Linked DNA regions of Mus musculus: region 1 is linked to region 2. The links are chromatin loops, found by intact Hi-C in ENCODE. Cell type or tissue: heart. All regions are shown on one strand. Each heading gives the region's core, and the rest is flanking DNA. Links, peaks and the distances in the headings are about the cores only. Region 1 overlaps Tcte2 (t-complex-associated testis expressed 2). Region 2 has its middle 6.7 kb from the start of Gm24867.

Region 1 (4,384 bases), core at 158-4,157, 59 kb before region 2:
GATCGTGCAAATGATGCCTGGAGTGTGGCAGAGGGAAGAGGCAGTGACTTCTGTGCTTGTGGAAGCCAAGTAAGAAGCAGGCACTCGATGCATGCTGCCACCCACTACCCACCTCCCTCCTCCTTATCCTCCCAGATGATAAGCACCATGGGGACATGGATTTTTCTTACTAACAAGATACACCGAGGACCTGCAAAGGTCAGAGAGCTGTTCAAGAGGCAAGTGGGGGCCCTGTAGCCCTGGGTCTCCAGGGAGCTTGAATCTAGGGGCACTGTACTAAACAAGCTGCATTCGGAAGCTTTACAGGGCAGGAGCTGGGGAGGAGCCCACTGAGGCTTAGGCAAGTTCTGAGGACAAAGGAAGGAGGAAGACTGTCAATTCCAGTAATTCCAGCAAGGCTTTCTGGTTGTCCTCTGTCCTGATGCACCTGCCCGGTGCCCAGCAGGCTGGGGTCTGCTCTATTGGGTCTGAGCAGCAGGAAGCACAGGGTAAAAGGCAGCTTGGGAAAACCAAGGCCTGCCTTCTGCTTGTCCCTCACTGTACCAGATCAGGCAGTAGCTGGATTCCTTCCTGGTTTCAGCCTTGTTAGGTGACTCTCAGAGCCTACTGGGCTGTAGGCTCCATACCTCTGGCTCCTCCCTGATCCTGGAAAACACATGGTAAAACCTACAGCTAGCCAGCAGCTCTTTGCTTTCTTCTTTCTTTCTTTCCTTTTCTTTTCTTTTTTCTTTTTCCTTTTTTCTTTTTCCTTTTTTCTTTTTCTCTCTTTCTTTTTTCTTTTTTTTTCTTTTTTCTTTTCGCCAGTCTATTTGCTTCACTGACATTTCATTCACAAAGCCTGATAGTGGGTGGTTTCTGAAACATGGGGAGTTAAACAGCCATCACAACGATCAGTTTTAGAACATCTTAAACTAAACAAAGAGAGCTGGTGCCCCTTCACAGTCCTTCCTCATTTCCCCCAGTTCCTCCAGTGCTCAGGAATCACCAACTGTCACTTGTATGCCTTCAGAGCTAGCTGCCTGCTATGGAGATCCCATGTGAAGGGGTCAGGTGACATTCTTCACCCTTCTGAGTTCCCTTAATCTTGCCCACACCTGTGTAAACAATCCCTCCATAGGGCTCCCTCCAGTTAACCCCTTAAAGGGTAATTTGTCTTCCTGGGACCCTTAGCTTAAACTTGTTTACCAATCAGAGATGGAGAAGAGAGGGTGACAGCAGACAGCGAAGAAAGAGCAAGAAGGGCAGGCACTCCTGGTCCCCTGGAGGCTATAGGTCCCAGCCTTCAGGTTCAGCCAAGGGTATGGGTCCCTGGCAGTGGGTCCCCCAGAGGTGGCTATGGATGGTAAATAGAGCAAAACACAGGATAAAAAGCATAGAATTTGGATATTGTGGAAGCTGAGGGGGACCAAAGCAGCCCTTTGGGATATTGGGGTGACTTGTTTCTGGAGCTCTGCGGGAGAATGTCCAACAGGCATTGAGTTGCAGAAGACTGTAGCCACCAAGATGGTCTACTCTAAGAATCCCTCCTATGCTTCCATCTTAGAACCAACCCCCAGATAAAGACCCACAAGTACCCCAGTCCTTTAAATGTACTTTTTGGTGTGATAAGGACATACATATCTCCATAGGCCTTCTAGAGGACTCCACATCCCTGCCTGCTCCGATCCCTCCCCCACAGGCCACTTTATTGGTATCTTTAGAACATTTCCGACATCTTTATTCTTCCCATTTCTGGCTGTCCTTCTAATCCCGTCCACCATCATGCCCAATACAATGGGAGGCTACCTTCAGGGGACAGCACGGAGGTGAACTAGAGCTGGCAGTCGTGTGAATGGTGCCACAACTTCCTCCAGGACCAGTTGTGTATACATAGCCTTATCTACTATGCATGTCGCTGAGGGAAAGCTGCAGATGGCCTTGAGGGATTGCCAGCGTGTGACAAGCAGGTGGGAGAAAGAAAATTCAAGCAAGGGGGTGACCAAGAGTCACAGAAATTTAAGAGTAAGTATATAAAAGGACTGGTTTTGGAAGGAGATTTCCAGGTGTAGAGACTTTGGAAGACCGAAACATTGGCATTCTCTGGGCTCATCCACTGGGAGGCTACAAGGAGCTTCAGTAGGGACATCTCTCCCTGAGGTTGGTCTTGCAAGATTGCTTTTCTCTTCAGAGACCTGGCCGGGGTGGGGTGTAGAGGTGGGGGGGGGGCGATGTCACATTTTAGCCCTGACAACCACTAGGAAGTGGGTAGGAAAGAAGGAAACTGTGGCTTCTCTGTGGAGAAGCACAACAGAGAAGGAAGAAGGAGCGGTGTGGAATGGAGAAAACAGAAGTCAGGAATGTTGATGAAGGCATAGGCTGGAGAAGGGGCTGGGAAGGGGACCAGCAGAGCTTTTAACTTGGATTGACATGTTACTAAGTACTATGGCTGTTTCCTACCCAATCTTAATGGTATTTTCCCCCCTTTGGTTTTCCTCTGTGTATTGATAGGCCTGAGGAGAAATGAGACATTGCAGGGACCCTGGGTCAACAAGCTGAGATAAGCTTCCTCCCTCAGAAGTGTCTTCAGCCTGCCCCAGTCTGCTCTCTGTGTGGTGGGTTTCACTTCCTGTGCTTTCTGGCAAATGCACTTCCTGTTTGGGCTTTAAGAATTCCAGGGGAGGCAACTACCTCCCTTCCTCTTGCTTCCTGGCCTGTGGCACTAATCCTAAGGGTGAACGGCATGAGCCCTAAGCTGTTGCTGTTGTAGAACAGGGGCATGAAAATCAAGAAACTTGCCTGCTGTCGCTACTGCATCCTGACTCACCGAGAGTGGTGGAAGCTGATGGGATTTATTCCAAACATTTTTTTTTTAAAGCCTCGTTATTAACTTGAGCCACACCCCTCATAAACAGGTTTACACGCTGGCCCATTTATATAAGTGAAGGGCAGACATTAAATAATTACAGTCCACAGCACACACAGCCAGCAAGACAGCGTTGTCACAGAGGGCGGCATTCACAGCCTAAGTACTAGGTTGGGCATCTGATAGTTTTGTTTTGAGATAAATATGGGGTTTTAGGAGAAAAAAAATCACACCCTGTGAAAATTTCATTTACTGTCAGACACCTGTCTGTCTTTCTTAATTGAATTAATAATTTTTATCCAGTTTTGAACCATGTTCTCCCATTGCTCTCTGTCGAGAGGAGGCCTTATTTCACAGCCCACAAAGATAGCACGGAGTGTTATTTGTGCTTCTAGCCGCCTTTATCCTGAGCCTTTGATGTCTTTGGTGAAGGGCTCTTCTATCATACAATGGGAAAGTCAGTGACAAAGCACTTGAGTGACCAGCTCAAGTCTGCAAATACAGGGGAGACAGGCCCACACCTCCCACCTCTGAAACCCAAGCCCCACCTGAGCAGGTTGGGAGCAGGTCCCAGTGAGGATGCTTCTACCACATGAGTCTCCAGTTAGACTGCGTCCTCTAGGAATATCCTGGGATCTTTTTCACCAAGTCACAGAACGGTGCTAGTGCCGCTCAGAGGACCTCAGAAGCCATTGAAGCCAGTCCCCAGCCTCTTGTTTTTATAACCAAAGGGAAAAGAACAATGGGTATAACTCCATTTAAAAAAAAAAAAACATTTATAAGCTTCAGAAAAGTTGTTTTTATTTTAGCAGCACACTAAGTCAAAGAAACCCAATGGAGGACCAGGGTGTGGTAGGCAAAACTTTAATGCCAGCACTCAGAAGCAGAGGCAGGTGGGTCTCTGAGTTCGAGGCCAGCCTGCTGTGCAGTTCTAGAACAGCCAAGGCTGTACCAAGAAATCTTGTCTTGAAACAATACAAAAAAACCAAATGAAACCACCAGATTTTTTTTTATTTCACTATGTAAAATTTATTTTTTATAAAAAATGCGTAACACCAGTATCTGCTTCTAAACCGACTTAATTAGGAAGCCATTCTCTTATAGAATACACATTGGCATTGAAATCGTTGAAAGAAATGTAATGACTACCTACAAAAGATTACATTTTGATTGTTACCCCACAGCTTATAGAAACCACCAGATATTTTGAAGTGGTAAAAACTAGCATTGTCCAACAGGAATATAACACAACCACTTGCGCAATTTAAACCTCCCTTTAGCTACCTTGCAGCAATAAAAAGAAACAGATCAAAATTATTCTCATTATATACTACATTTTGCTCCATGTATAGAAAATACTGTAGTCTAGCATATGTGTGATGCAAAAATTACCAGTAAAGTATTTTACATTCTCCATGTAACAAAGCCTTTGAAATTGGGCTTATATTCCAACCCCATGTGTCTGAGTTCACACTAACTCAGGTGCTTGGAGGGTCCCTACCTTTGCATCACTGTAACTTTTTGGAGGATCAGCATATCCAA
Region 2 (4,384 bases), core at 123-4,122:
AAAACACAGCATTTCCCTGCACCAATGATCTGCAAGCAGAATATTCCGATCAGAACTTTAAGATGCCCTCTGGTGCTCTGTCCCTTCAAGATGTGGCCCTCTGGCCTGCAAGGTTGCTGATCCTAGGCTCGGTCTGGCTGCATCACACTGGACTGTGTGGTTTTAGGTCTGTGCTGAATAGGAGGAAATGGGCGGTGCTCCCAGCTAGAGAGGCAGAAACTCTGACTCAGGCCGGCTTTAAACTAAAGAGGAAGTGGATCACCTCACGCTCCAGGAAAAAGGAAGCCCAGGGCGGGCGTGGCCAGCCCTCCGGATGAATCAACTCTTAACAAAGGCACCTGGCGGGCTGCTTGGGTAGGCGGTCTGTTCTTCCCCAGGCTGCCCCAGTGGGAGCTTTAGTCTGACCCTGCCTTCACTTCTAAGCAGATACAGGGTGGGGTCCTTGGTTGCGCCAGCCTTTGAGGTGGACCCAGCTCCCAGTCAAGGGATTTGACCCTCTGCGGTCAGAGGATTGGCTCGAACTCTTCCCCCTCCCAGGGCAGAGGCCCTGAAAGGAGACAACTTGTAAGCAGTCTAGGCAGCCCCACCCTGGGGTGGGCTGGCCTGCCATAATTAACCAATCCCCATAGTGTCTGGTGTCTGATGTTCTCACCATTGTGGTGAGACCAATCAGATCCACCCCTGCAACCTAGAAAAAAGATCCCAGGGGGAACAGATAAAACTCTGAACAAAACTGCTTTTGTCGGTGGAGCGAGGTGGTCCCCGGTTAGCATTGAGGCAGATTCTTACATCCTCCTCTGTCTTCAGTTGGAGAAGGAAAAAAAAAAGAGAGAGAGAGAGAGAGCCACAGGGAGACCTACTGGAGGTTCTTTAGCCTCTGAGGTACAGGAAAGACCCGGGGGCTGAGCTGGCTGTGTGGGGAAGGAGATGGCACCAGGGTTCAGAGCCTCCACAGTCTTTCAGGGCTAGGACTTAGAGATTCGGGGTAAAGTGCAGAGCCCAGTAGCTGTGTTTGGAACCCAACATATCTCAAGGACAGAGTATGGGCTGGACTGTGATCCAAGGTAAGGTAGAGAGAGTGGGGAGGAGGGCAGTCTGGAAGCGGGGGTGAGGGGCTTAGACTCTCCTGGGAGCCCTTGTACCAAGGGCGGGACAGAAAGGACTTGTGTTCAGGCAACACTCCTGCATGCAGGGCACACAGACTCCTGAGTGTGGCTATCTTAGGCCAGGTCCCAGCAGGCTTCTTTAGCCTCAGAGCAGCAGAGGATTCTGGTTGCTGTGGGCGCTGAGTGTGGGGACAGGATGGGGAGTGACTGTCTCAGCCACAGTGCTGGGTTTTCCGCAAGGCATGTCAAGCTCTTGCTAATACTCATATAACCCTACGGGTTCTCCAGCAGACCTCTCCACTCACTTCCACATGCTCACGCCTGCTCCCTTCAGTTCATAAGCTTCCTCCTTCCTCTGCCCTGTGGCTTTGCCAGGGGCCTCTTTCCACATCCCTGCCTGGAGGCACTGGAGACATTCCTGGCAGACATCAGGGAGTATCTGGCTGGTGGCTCATAGGCCATGGAATGTGCAGAGTCTGAAGGTGTGTTTCACCCGCCTTCTGCCCCAAGGTGACTTATTCTCTGGAGTGGCTTGGGGACTGTTGGGGCTGAACAGCAAGCCATTTACCGGAGAGGACAGTGTGTGCAGATCTCAACGAGCGTATTTGGCCACATGACCCAGGCAGCCTCCTCATCTTCCCACATCTCAATTCTCTTGTGGTTTTGTGGTCAGCCTCAGATTAAATCATGGTTGCCTGGCAGCTGAGACTTGTGAGAGAGTCGCTTTCTCCCAGAGTTACCTGAGATGGGCACAGTCACAGGCTGATGTAGACCAAGGATCCTGAGAAGGCTCTGGGCCCTGACAACCTGTAGAGAGCTTGACCCACCTGTCAGAGTTAGGAGATGGGAGAAACATGCAGGCATTTAGGCTCAAACCTGACTAAGAACAAATTGTTCTATTGTAGTGTATGTGTGCACGTATATGTTCATGTGTACACAGTAATTCTGCATATCACTGCAGGGGCCATATGTCTTTCCCCCTCATGCTCTCCACCTGATTTTTAAAGTCAGTGCTAACATTGAGCCTTGGGCTTACTAATTAAGCTGCTAGGACTGAAGGGCAGCAAGCTCTGGGAATCCTGACTCTCCCTTCCCAGCACTGGATTTGCAGACATGCAGTGCAGAACCCAAATGTTTACAGAGGTGTTGGGGGTCCAAAGTCAGGCTTTCAAGCTGGTGAGGCAAGGGCTTTGCTGACTGAGCCGTTTAAACAGTCTGGGACCTGGAGATACAGCTTAGCCCCAGTACAGTTCTAAGCAACCCTATCCGGCAGTTCACCACTGCCTGTAACTCCAGCGCCCTCTTATGGACTCCAAGGGTACCTGCATACCCATGTGCATATACGCCTACCCCATATGCACTGCTCTCTCGTTCTCTCTCTCTCTCTCTCTCTCTCTCTCTCTCTCTCTCGTGTGTGTGTGTGTGTGTGTGTGTGTGTGTGTGTGTGTGTGAAATTAAAAATTTTTTTTTTTTTTTGGTTTTTTGAGACAGGGTTTCTCTGTGTAACCCTGGCTGTCCGGGAACTCACTTTGTAGACCAGGCTGGCCTCGAACTCAGAAATCTGCCTGCCTCTGTCTCCCGAGTGCTGGGATTAAAGGCATGCGCCACCACTGCCCGGCTAAAAATAAATTTAAAAAAGAATTTTCTGGCCTCAATGGCTAGCTCATTTCTCAGGATAGAAGAAAAGTCAAAGGCTTTTTCTGCTAGAAATAGAGATGGAGCCCCCGCCCCGCCTGATGGGTGAGGCTTCAGGGCTGCTGCTTGGAGCAGATGCTTCTCTCGAAGCAGATGGATTTGTAGAGAGGGGGACAAAGCCAGCCATTTGGGGACCGATGCCAGCAACACTGCCTGCTGAGGCATGGGCTGCCAGTGTTCCCAGAGCCTCCATCTCAGCTGAAGCCTCCAGTGAGCTCTCTGGTGTCGTTCATTTAAGCACATGACTTTCAAAGTCCTGGATGTGGTGTGCAGGTCACAAAGGTTGCAGAGAAGCTACTTAAATGGTTTCATCAGTGTTTGCTGCCATAGTAAGAATGATTCATAGACAAGTGCCTTGGAGAGAGAAACCAAAACGAAAAGACTCCTTTGCCAAAGTGTCTTCCATAGTCCATACTTTGGGGGGTGGGGTGGATAGGGGAGGGAGAGGAGGAAAGGAGAGAAGAATTGTGTTAATTGTGTAATAACTCTGAAAATGGGGACTGAGTAGATAAAGAGGCCAGTATTGGAGAGGTAGCTTTATTACAAGGAACAATAGCAATTTAAAAACTCATTTAAAGACAACTTTACGTTAAAACGCTATTGCTTTTCCTCATGTCTGTGAAGGAAGTACAAGCTAAAAACGAAAGCCCCAAACAATAGGGAATGGGGGAGGGGGGATCAGAAAAACCAAAAGCTTCCATAATTTCCAGAGCCTGACTGTGTTTGGTCCAGAGACCCCTTCTGGCAAGGAGTGCCATTTGTGTGCGGCCCTCTGTCTACACAGATCACAGCAGCATGAGATGAGTCACACCCCATGTGTGTCTCTCTAGTAAAGTTTTCTTAACGATACTACTTGTCTCCCTTGTTTCAGACATCTCCTTTTGTATGTATGTGGGTGGGTGCATCACACACACAAAGAGGCTATCAAGTGTCTGGCTCTATCACTTTCTGTCTGATTCTCTGACTGAACACAGAAGTGAGGGAGTAGCCTGCAAGCCCCAGGGACTCTCCTGTCTCCGCCTTCCACAGGGCTGTCTTTACAGGTGCATGTGTGGCCATGCCTGGTCTTTCACATGGTTCAGGGACGAGTGTGACCTTGGGTAAGGTGAAAGGAGGCTAAGAGCGGAGAGATAGCTTTGTGGGCTCTTCTCCAGCCTACGGACGGTCTCCTAGTAGCCTTTCTCTGGGGTTAAGGGATGACTCTGAGAGGCACATGATCTTGCTTTGTCTGTTTGGCTGTGGCTGTATACCACCAGATCAGGCACTACTGAGGCTGAAAGAGCAGCTGAAACGGACCGTCCGTCTGCAACCCAGTGATGAGCCCAGGTGAGCTCTGCACTTCGGGGGCTCTTTGTTCCTTGAGAGGCATGGAGGACTATGCTCCAGTGACTGGGAAGGAAGAACATGCCAGCCCCACGCGCTTCACCTAGCCCACAAGGACAGCCCGTACGCAGTGTTCACACAGCATGTGGTCTGTGGTCATTCCTGGCAGCCAAGGTTTGGGAAAAGCAGCCTCTGCCTGGGTCTGCCTCTGTTCTCTGCTCACAGCTCTCCACCCCTGCCAAGGAGACTGTGGTTGCTAG

The links. Peaks named below come from ENCODE experiments on the same cell type or tissue, not always from the same donor. Only the 100,000 strongest peaks of a DNase experiment are listed, where the experiment ranks them.
Region 1: a loop joins it to region 2, with 1.9 times the contacts of the local background. A loop is called at or near these places in 16 of 42 quality-filtered maps.

What each region holds. Positions count from the first base shown.
Region 1 is chr17:13,739,209-13,743,592 of GRCm38, reverse strand. The region is part of intron 1 of Tcte2 (t-complex-associated testis expressed 2); the gene reads left to right. Among named protein-coding and RNA genes, the nearest start is that of Afdn, 19 kb to the left of the region's middle. In heart, for the core only: no CTCF peak of the experiment used is centred there; a DNase peak (open chromatin) is centred at 2,622; H3K27ac peaks cover 3,153 bases.
Region 2 is chr17:13,679,858-13,684,241 of GRCm38, reverse strand. No RefSeq gene overlaps it. Among named protein-coding and RNA genes, the nearest start is that of Gm24867, 6.7 kb to the right of the region's middle. In heart, for the core only: CTCF peaks have their summits at 337 and 2,398 (motif pointing left); DNase peaks (open chromatin) are centred at 401 and 1,431; H3K4me3 peaks cover 2,304 bases; H3K27ac peaks cover 3,128 bases.